Regions from separate parts of the Homo sapiens genome. Here region 2 is linked to region 1. A link is an interaction called in ENCODE POLR2A ChIA-PET data of the cell type or tissue named here. Cell type or tissue: PC-9. All regions are shown on one strand. Links, peaks and the distances in the headings refer to the core of each region. The heading gives the core; the rest is flanking DNA.

Region 1 (5,154 bases), core at 1,797-4,296:
TCTGCCAGTGGCCTGGCTTCTGGCGCTGATGGCAGTTACCTAGGAGGGGATTCTGAGGGCAACCTGGGTGGGGCTGGAGGGCTTATAAAACAGCCAATAGTTGAGCCTCTCTCTGTTCCCTGCATTTCTCTGTCTCTTTATCCCTGTCCTCCTCATTCTGCTGTTGATTATAAAAGACCTGAGAAGGCTAATTTGAGGATTTCCTGCATAGAGGCACTGGATTCTTTTGGAGAAAGAAAGGCTGACTTTTGTAATTTTCTCCCAGTTCATTTTTAGGCCAAACAGTATTCAAAAGGAAAAGTGGCTTTTTGTTCCAAGATTTGGGTGATCAAACTTCCCAGTTTTTGAGAATGCAGGGGCATGTCCTGACATACGGTGACGTGATTACCCACCTGCAAAGAGAGAACAAAGCAGAAAAAAAAAACAGAAAAGAAGGCATCCTCTTATTTTCCTGTTATCCTTTCCTGAACAGGGCGTTCCTCATTCATCCTTAGGGTTTCGGAATGAACCAGTCTTACTGTGTACCCTTAACCTTGGCCCCATCTCATCATAATTACCCACTGAGAACAGAGGAGATACTGAAGTGAACCGGGGGCTCCCTCTTCATCCTTGGGGTTCCAGAATAAACCAGTTTAACCTGGCCTTCATCTGTGTTCTAATGGTCATCTGTTAGCCTGGGATCAGCCTTCATCTCTGTCCTGCGGGTATTTTTGTCTCCTGTGCCTGTGGCCTTGGGCCAGCCTATGTCCTTGTCTCCATCACCTTATAATGACCCTAGCTTGGAGCATGCTAGCAACAAAATGATTATCCATTTCTGATTCCCATTTCCCAAGTTCTTTTAGTATATGAGAAACCTGTTTTTCAGCCAGCTGCCTCAAGGGGGCTGGACTTCCTTCCCTTTGAATATGACCTTGAGGGTCTTTTTTTTTCTTTTTTTCTTTTTTCTTTTTTTTTTTTGTGACGGGGTTTCGCTCTGTTGCCCAGGCTGGAGTGCGGTGGCGCGATCTTGGGTGACTGCAAGCTCCGCCTCCCGGGTTCACACCATTCTCCTGCCTCAGCCTCCCGAGTAGCTGGGACTACAGGTGCCCGCGACCACGCCCGGCTAATTTTTTGTGTTTTTAGTAGAGACCAGGTTTCACTGTGTTAGCCAGGATGGTCTTGATCTCCTGACCTCGTGATCCGCCCTCCTCAGCCTCCCAAAGTGCTGGGATTCCAGGCTTGAGCCACCGTGCCCGGCCTGACCTTGAGGGTCTTGATGCATCTTGAGAAGGGCATGGAAGTGATTAGAGGAATAGAGGAAAATTTGTATTTGGGGTTCCTGGTCCTGCTGGGGTAACATGCAGAATGAATGCTTAAGGAGGACAGGACAATCCTTCAGTTACAGGAGGAGGTGGGAGGAAGCAAGAGGAATACTCAGGGAAAGCCTTCATCCACTTGCAAAAACAGCAGCCCTTGGATTCGAAAGGGCAACTTTTTTTTTTTTTTTTTTTTTTTTTTTGAGATGGAGCTTTGCTCTTGTTGCCCACACTGGAGTGCAATGGCCTGATCTTGGCTCATTGCAACTTCCGCCTCCCGGGAGGTGTTTGGTTGGGAGTGACCACAATGCAGGAGGTCAGGGACCCACCTGCCAAGGAAGGCAGGAAGGACCCTGGGCTCCAGGAAGAAGCCTGTTCCTTGGAGACCAGGGCAGGGAGAAGCCTCCTTGCAGGAGAGCTGGCAGGACGGGGCCCCTGGGCAGCTGGGCGTGGTCGGGGGAGTTGGCTAGGAATGGATGAGGAGAAGGTTGAGGGCAGGTTCTCCCTTTCTCTCCCTCCCAGCCGATGCCTGTAGCAGGGTCCTTCTGCCCAGAGCTCAGCCTCAGACCTGTGCAGGAAAGAGAAATGGAATTGGCTGGGAAAGCCCTCTCTGTGCCCCTGTGGAATATGGGGGAGGGATGAAGCTCAAGGTGGCTTTAGAGGCTGTTATGGGAATAACTGAATCCCCTCAAATTCATATGTTGAAACCCTAACCTGGAGTAACTCAGACTATTTGGAGATTGTATTAGGGCATTTATTTATTAATTTTATTCTTTTTTGAGATGGAGTCTCGCTCTGTCACCCAGGCTGGAGTGCAGTGGTGTGATCTCGGCTCACTGCAACCGCCGCCGAGTATCAAGTGATTCTCCTGCCTCAACCTCCCGAGTAGCTGGGATTACGGGCGCCCGCCACCATGCCTCGCTGATTTTTGTATTTTTAGGAAAGACTGGGTTTCACCATGTTGGCCAGGCTGGTCTCAAACTCCTGACCTCAGGTGATCTACCCACCTCGACCTCCCAAAGTGTTGGGATTACAGGCATGAACCACCACACCCCGCCCGTATTAGGGCCTTTAAAGAGATAATTAAATTAAAATGGGGCTGTTAGGGTGAACCCTAATCCAATATGACTGGTGTTCTTATAAGAAAAGATTAGGACACAGACAGGTACAGAAGGGAGGCCTTGTGAGGTCACAGGGAGAAGGTGGCCATCTGCAGGCTGGGGAGGGAGGCTTCTAAAGAAACCAACTGCTTGGCAAGGTGTTAGAGTGCTGGCAGCAGAGAATGGTTGGCTCATGGGTAGTAAGGGGAATTTACCAACAACAGTATAGGTTTGAAAAGGGAAGTTGTATTAGACAGAAAGAACGCTGCAGCAGAGTTCAGCGGGGCGCTTCAGCGAGAGGACTGGGCGTGCCAGGGTAGATTTTCCTTAGAGCCATTTATGGACCTTAAAGCGGGAACTTAAGGGTAATTTGGACCATGTTAGCCGCGTAGGTCACGGTACATGATTACATTTGTAAACATTTCAGTGCCTTGATGTCAGCAAGGGTTGCATGATGAGTTTCTATATGCATGCATTCCAGAGATGTAGAGAAATTCTAATTACTTATACATTTTTAAGAAAGAAGCCTGGCACCAGATGGCTGGCTTCAGATAACAGGAAAGTCTAATTACTTCTCCATTCCTCAGATAAGGAGTTCTGCCTCTGGATGGTTTGTTTGATGGCCACCAGGTGATCTTTGCTCTCATTACCAACCCTGCTAACACCTTGATCTCGGACTTCCAGTCTCCAAAAGTGTGAGAAATAAATTTCCATTATCCAAGCCCCTAGTCTGTGGTACTGTGTTACGGCGGCCCAAGCCAACTAGCACAGGGTCCCAGACTCTAAGACTGGGATTGGCTTTGAATAGAGGGGCTCATTCCAACTCTTCTTTCCTCTCTTCTCTCTTTCTCCCTTTTTATTTTGAAAAAATTTCAGACATACCAATGAGCTGAAAAGAATAGCACCATGAGGCCGGGCGCGGTGGCTCACGCCTGTAATCCCAGCACTTTGGGAGGCCGAGGCGGGCGGATCACGAGGTCAGGAGATGGAGACCATCCTGGCTAACACGGTGAAACCCCGTCTCTACTAAAAATACAAAAAATTAGCCAGGTGTGGTGGTGGGCACCTGTAGCCCCAGCTACTCAGGAGGCTGAGGCAGGAGAATGGCGTGAACCCGGGAGGCAGAGCTTGCAGTGAGCCAAGATTGCGCCACTGCACTCCAGCCTGGGTGACAGAGCGAGACTCTGGCTCAAAAAAAAAAAAAAAAAAAAAAAAAAAATTTAGCCGGGCGTGTTGGCGGGCGCCTGTAGTCCCAGCTACTCAGGAGGCTGAGGCAGGAGAATGGCATGAACCCAGGAGGCGGAGCTTGCAGTGAGCAGAGATCACGCCACTGCACTCCAGCCTGGACGACAGAGCAAGACTCCGTCTCAAAAAAAAAAAAAAAAAAAAAGAATAGAACCATGAACACACCAGTACACCCTCCACCCACATTGCCCATGGTCAGCAGTTTGCTATTTGGTTTTTCTCTTTCTCTCTTTTTTTTTCTTTTTTGTAGCATGTGTTAGAATTTCCTTAATTTGTAAGGCTGAATAATGTTTCCATGTGTGTATGTGTGTGTGTATTCATTTGTATACACACAACACATTTTGTTTATCCTTTCATCCATCAATGGACACGGGTTGCTTTTACCTTTTGGTCATTGTAAATAACGTTGCTATGCATATGGGTTCACAAATATCTGTTCATGTTCCTGTTTTCGATTCTTTTGGATGTATACCCAGAAGTGAAATTGCTTTTTTTTTTTTTGAGACAGGGTCTCACTCTGTCACCCAGGCTGGAGTGCAGTGGCACGATCTCGGCTCACTGCAATCTCCGCCTCCTGGGTTCAAGTGATTCTCCCTCCTCAACCTCCCACATAGCTGAGATTACAGGTGCCCGCCATCACACCCAGCTAATTTCGGAATTTTTAGTAGAGACAAGGTTTCACCATGTTGGCCAGGCTGGTCTCAAACCCCTGGCCTCGAGTGATCCACCCACCTTAGCCTCCCAGAGTCCTGGGATGACAGGCATGAGCCACCACGCCCAGCCTCTCACTTTCACGTTTATGTATTAATTTTTTCAGAGCCATTTGAGAGTAGGTTGTGGACATCATGACACTTCGCTCCTAAGAGCAAGGACATCAATCTATCTTATTATTTGCACATTAAGAAGATCACACAATATTCGTTACTCTCAGTCCAGTCACAATTCCTCAGTTATCTCCAAAACTGTTCTTTAGAGGTCTGCTCTCCCTTCACCCACCATCCAGTCATGTCTTTTGGGTGTGTTTCATGACTTTGACTTGAAGATTGTTTTACAGAGACAGATCAGCTGTCTTAAAAATGTCCCATATTCTAAATTTGTCTTTTTCCTCAAATTAGATTCTAGTTAACCATTTTTGGCAAGAATGCTCTATGGTGATATTAAAGCCCCTCAGTCCGGGCATGGCAGCTCACGCCTGTAATTCCAGCATTTTGGGAGGGTGAGGCGGGCGGATCATGAGGTCAGGAGTTCGAGACCAGCCTGGCCAACATGGTGAAACCCTGTCTCTACTAAAAATACAAAAAGTTAACTGGATGTGGTGGCATGTGCCTATAATCCCAGCTACTCAGGAGGCTGAGGTAGGAGAATCGCTTGAACCCAGGAGGCAGAGGTTGCAGTGAGCCAAGATTGAGCCACTGCACTCCAATCTGGGTAACAGAGCAAGACTCTATCTCAGGAAAAACAAAACCTCTCATAACGGAGGTGATGAAACCAAGGTCCAGCAAGTTGGTGGCAGA
Region 2 (5,154 bases), core at 908-3,407, 86 kb before region 1:
GATGCTTTTGCTTGTCCTGACAGGAGGGAGAGCTGAGGAGGGAAGAGGAGATTATTATAAATAATCTATTATTATTATAAACTATTATTATAAACTATGATTATTCCAGTAGTTCTCGACCAGGGCCAATTTTGTCTCTGGGGACATCTGTCAATGTCTGGAGACATGTTTGGTGGTCACAACTGAAGGATGCTACTGGCATCTAGTGGGTGGAGACCAGGGGTGCTACTCCACATTTTGCAAGCACAGGGAAGCCCCTTACAACGGAGACTTATCCAGGCCCAAATGTCCACAGTGCAGAGGCCGAGAAGCCAGATGTTCAGCACGTGCTAGGCTAGTTGGAGACATTTTGCATCCATGATCTCCAAACCTTACAACAACTCTGCAAGTCAGCACTGTCCGGCAGAAGGTCAGAGGCTCAGAGAGGTCAAGGAAGGTGTCCAAAATCACACAGTGGGGAAGAGGCTAAGCCAAGATTTCCTCACGGGACTCTGCCGTCTGCTCTCAAAGCCAGGGGGGCCCTCCTGACTGTGTCCACCTTCTGCAGGCTGTGGGGTGTCATGTCTGTGTCACAGGAACCTCTTGCCGATGAAGACCTTGGTGTCCAGTCTTGTCCATCCCATCAGAGCCCCTGGAAAGCTCCTACTGCCCCCGCCTGCTGCAGCCCAAAGAAGAGAGAGGGGAGGGGAGAAGGGAGGTGCTCGGAGGATGCTCTTTTCTTCAGTGGCATGTGTTTGTTTAATAGAGGGCAACAAATTTCCCCAGGACGCCCCTGTGGTGTAAATATTTACCCATCAGGAGCTCCAGGAGGACCCTGTCCTGGAGACAACGTGAAGCCTTAGAGAACGTGCAGACTTGGAAGGGGAGCAGAGGGAGCCAGGAAGGTGGTGAAGGGGAAGGCGTTGGGGAGAGGAGGAGGGAAGCAGAAAGAAGGGGAGAAACCCCTCTCCCAGCACCGACCTCACACATGCTGCCGTCTCTCTCTCATTCACTCTATCGCCGTCTCCAACTCTGTCTGTCTTTCATCTCTATCTCTGTCTGTCTCTGTCTCTGATGCTTTTGCTTGTCCTGACAGGAGGGAGAGCTGAGGAGGGAAGAGGAGAGCGGGCTGGTGGCAGCCAGGTGGAGACTTGTCCCCCGAAGTCTCCAGACACCCCTTCCTAAGTATCTCTGTCTCTGCATCCATCTCTGATTCTGCCTCTTTCCCAGGACCCACTCCCTCTCCCTCTCCCTATCTCTCTCTCTCTCTCTCTCTCTCTCTCTATATATATATATATATATATCTTTTGTCTCTATCTCTGTCTTCCTATATTTGTCCCTCTCTGTCTGTCTGTCTCTGATTCACTCTGTCATTCTCTCCTTCCCTGTCTGCCTTTTGTCTCTCTCTCTCTCCCTGTCTTTCTGTCTCTGATGCTCTGCCCTGTCTCTGTTTCTGTATATCTGTCCCTCTGTCTCTGTCTTTATCTCTCTGTCTCTATTTATGTCTCTATCTCTGTCTGTCTCTCTGATTCACTCTGTCATTCTCTCCTCTGCCTTGTCTCTATCTCTGCCCCTTTCTGTCTCTGATGCTCTACCCCATCTCTGTCTCTCTGTATCTGTCCCTCTGTCTCTTTCTCTGTCTCTGTTTCTATCTCTCTGTCCCTGTCTCTGTCTCTGTGTCTCTCTGAATCACTCTGTCAGTGTCTCCTTCTCTGTCTTTTGTCTCCATTTCTGTCCCTGTCTCTGACGCGCTTGCTCAGCCCCGTTGTCTCTGTCTCTCTATCTCTGTCCCTCTGTCTCTCTGATGTCCTGTCTGGAAACACAGACTTGTGACATAAAACAGGTGACAGCACTCAGGTCCAGGCTCTGTGAGGCCCAGTGTCTGTGCCTGGACCCAGGGAGGCTGCGTGTCTGCAGGGAGGGCAGGCCCGTGTCGTGTCAGGATGGACAGGCAGGCTGAGGTCTTCAGGGAACAGAGGGGCAGAAGCCAGGAGGGAGGAAGTGGCCAGTGAGAGCCCCTTCCCCAGACAGCAAGAGGCCGTCACCCTCCCCCTGCCCCTGAGCTGCACAGATAGCATCTCAGCCCTCAGCTTCACCCTGAGCAGCCCTCTCCATGCCTCCCAGCCTCAGTTTCCTCATCTGCAAAGCAGGGATAGCGGCACTTTCCTCTCGGGGTGGGTGAGAGTGCTCCAGAGTGACATGAAGGAAGCCGCTGGTGAGACCCACATGCAAGGCGGACGGGACACACAGGATCCTGTCCCTCTCTCTCAGGGCTGAACTCTACAGCACGTAGAGTGCTGTACAAGTGGCAGAACTATCTTGAAAATGTTCTATTTGCACAAGAACTGGCCACACTGGCACCACCACCCCAGCGGAGGAGTCGGACTGATTATTTAACACAAACTCACACACAGGGCTAACCAGGAGCTGCAGAGTCAACGAAAAGCCAGGCTTCCAGTGCCAAGGGCTTCTTTCTCACTTTACAGCTAGTACAGAAAGTGAAGTGCCCTGCCCTGCCCTGCCCGCTGCCAGACGTTTCCGCATGGTATTTCATGTAGCCCAGAGGTGACTATGATCCTTAGCGTCACTTTACCGTGGAGGAACGTGAGGCGGCCACCCACCTGTTTATTCAACACACATCTGCCGGGCACCTGCCCGGCTCCATGCTCCAGACACAAAGTGGCCGACCAGGAAGCCAGAGTCCCTGTGGCGTGGAGCCTACGTCCTACTGTAGGCAGACAACAGAAACACCACACGGTTCCAGGGTGTGACATCTGCCATAAAGAGGGTGGAGAAAAGTGGTGTGGTCGAGGCCTGCGTGGGGGTGGGGAGGGGTGGAGTGATCCAGGCAGGGGGTTCCACAGGTGCAAAGGGCTGGGTGCTGGACGAAGCTGAAGGCTGTTGGAGGACCAGGGAGGAGGGCAGAGTCTTGGAGGCCTAGGTCAAGTGATGCCCAAGCCCCCTGCAGGTAAAGGCAGGCACCAAGTTTCACCCTACTCGTTTTCTGGGTGCCTGGTTTTTACACATGGATGAGGGGAGCAGGAGAGGGAAGAAAAAAGGGCAGAAGCCAGGGGCTGAGATAGCACAGGGCAGGTGGGGGCCCAGGTGCGTCTAAGACCCTCCCACCCCATCACCCTGCAGGATCAGGCACCTGAAAGGGGATCTTGCCCCAGGGGGTCTCAGTCCCCTGCAGAAGCCACAGGGCCTGGATTCCCTGGAATCAGCCTTGTCTGTCAGATCCCAGCTGCTTTCCTTACCACCCGCAGGCCTCAGGGCTTCCCCGCCTCTCATGCTCCCTTCCTTCTCCCTAGAGAGAGGGGCTCATCCTTTTTACCCACTCAGGAACCGCTGCTAACAAAGCTGGGCGCCAGAGCCGCTGACATCATATGCTGAGGGCCCATGTCTGCTTCTGCAGGGGGACAAAGGACAGACGAGTTAACAAAGACAGGGGCAAAGTGAGGCAGTAACTGAGAGAAACCCAACCCCTGGGTCCGGCACAGAGATAAATGAGGGCACAAAGCCCCCTCTCGAGTCACCTGGTCGACCTGGAGACACTGCCAGGCTCGAGGCCCGTCTGGGGCTTGTCATGAGTCAGAGAACTCTGGAGATGGCAGATCAATAATTGTCAGAAACAACCGGCCGGCTGAGGTTAGGCTGGGGGCCTCCCCCATCTCCATGAACGCGCAGCTTGCGTTGGCAGAGCCGCCTGGCAAGGGGGCCGATCTCTTCGCCTTGCTGAGGATAATCTCCCCACACTGAGACCCGCAAAGTTTGACTTAAATGTTCCCGTTGCCTGGGCAACCTTCTCTGCTGGTTCTCCCGTCATTCTTCATCGAAAACCCTGGTAGGAACTTTTTGCTTCAATTGGAAACTTACAGTTGCCAAGGCAACCCCATCAAAGCATCCTGAGGTTGCAAGTGGGCTGTAGGTGATGGGAGGAGTCCCATCTATTGTTGGCCCAAGGTGGCTGCAGAGAGGGGAGGATGGATGGGGCAATGGTGGGTGAGGTGAACACCATTTGGGGTAGAGCATGGAGGGGAAAGAGGGAGTTTCCGGGAAAGAAAGGACAGCAGGACTCCACAAGTGCATTCATTCATTCACTTGCTTGTCCATCATTCATTCCCTTGCTCATCTACAACCACTTGAGCACTTGTTATGTGCTGGACTCTCTTTGTTTCCTGAGGGCTTGGGGGATGAAGGAGTGGGTAGACCCCTCCTCAACACACACAGCCCTCTGACATGGAAAAGCGTGAGCGGACAGAGTGCTGGTTTTGGAGTCAGATGGACCCGGGTTTTTCTCTGGATTCCCAACTCTTTCCTCATTGACAAATGGGGCATAAAAGTAGAACCACTTCTGAAGATGTAGGGAGCCCCAGACGAGGCCTCAGGTGGAGAGGACCAGTGTCAACGTGTTGCCGTGGGGACCGGGTTGTTGGTTGGATCTTCTCATTCGATGCTCCTCCTGTCTTCAGAAGTCCCTGGTCAGTGACTGTGGCTCCGGTTGGATTCTCCAGTGGGAGTGAAAGGGCCAACCCTGAAGGTGGCCATTTGGTGGCAAAAGGGTGGCAACGTAGAAACCAGGCGGAGTCAGGCGGGCGAGTCTGGGCGAGTCCTCACCCACTTAGAGACAGCGCTTCCTCCCCTGGAGTCTGTCCCAGGAGGGGAGAGGGAAAGGGACAGGGGAGGGAAAGAGAGAGGTGTGTGACCCTGGAGGGGGTCTTCCTGCGAGGGCTTTCTAGGCACGATCTCATTTAATGCCAGCAGTCCCGGGGGCAGTTTTCCTTCCCCCTGTTCTGCAGATTGGGAAACTCAAGATCAGAGAAGTGGAATAAGGTCGCCCAGAGAGGAAGCAGCCTCTCCGGAACTCAACCGTGGGCCATGTTCTTTCCAAAATCCCTCATCTAATTCTCGTGACAGTCCCAGGAGGCAGATTCCATTATCCCCATTCTGTTGATGAGAACAAATCTGAGAGGTCAGACAGCTCACCTAGGATCACACAGCTCCTATAGCACCCTTCCCTGTCTCCTTCTCAGCCCAAGGCCCAACCATCCCAGTACTGTGGGAGGCTGAGGCAGGAGGATTGCTTGAGGCCAGAAGTTTGAGACCAGCCTGGGCAACATAGCAGGACCCCATCTTTACAAAAAAAGATTTTTAATTAGCTGGGCATGGTGGTGC

Evidence for each region. Peaks named below come from ENCODE experiments on the same cell type or tissue, not always from the same donor. Only the 100,000 strongest peaks of a DNase experiment are listed, where the experiment ranks them.
Region 2: POLR2A ChIA-PET joins it to region 1 with 5 read pairs; 5 of 35 experiments call an interaction of 5 or more read pairs at or near these places.

What each region holds. Positions count from the first base shown.
Region 1 is chr22:35,365,118-35,370,271 of GRCh38, reverse strand. No RefSeq gene overlaps it. Among named protein-coding and RNA genes, the nearest start is that of HMOX1, 13 kb to the left of the region's middle. In PC-9, for the core only: no CTCF peak of the experiment used is centred there; no DNase peak of the experiment used is centred there; H3K27ac peaks cover 522 bases.
Region 2 is chr22:35,449,929-35,455,082 of GRCh38, reverse strand. It overlaps a transcript of MCM5 not described here. Among named protein-coding and RNA genes, the nearest start is that of MCM5, 52 kb to the right of the region's middle. RefSeq lists an enhancer at 5,079-5,154. In PC-9, for the core only: no CTCF peak of the experiment used is centred there; no DNase peak of the experiment used is centred there.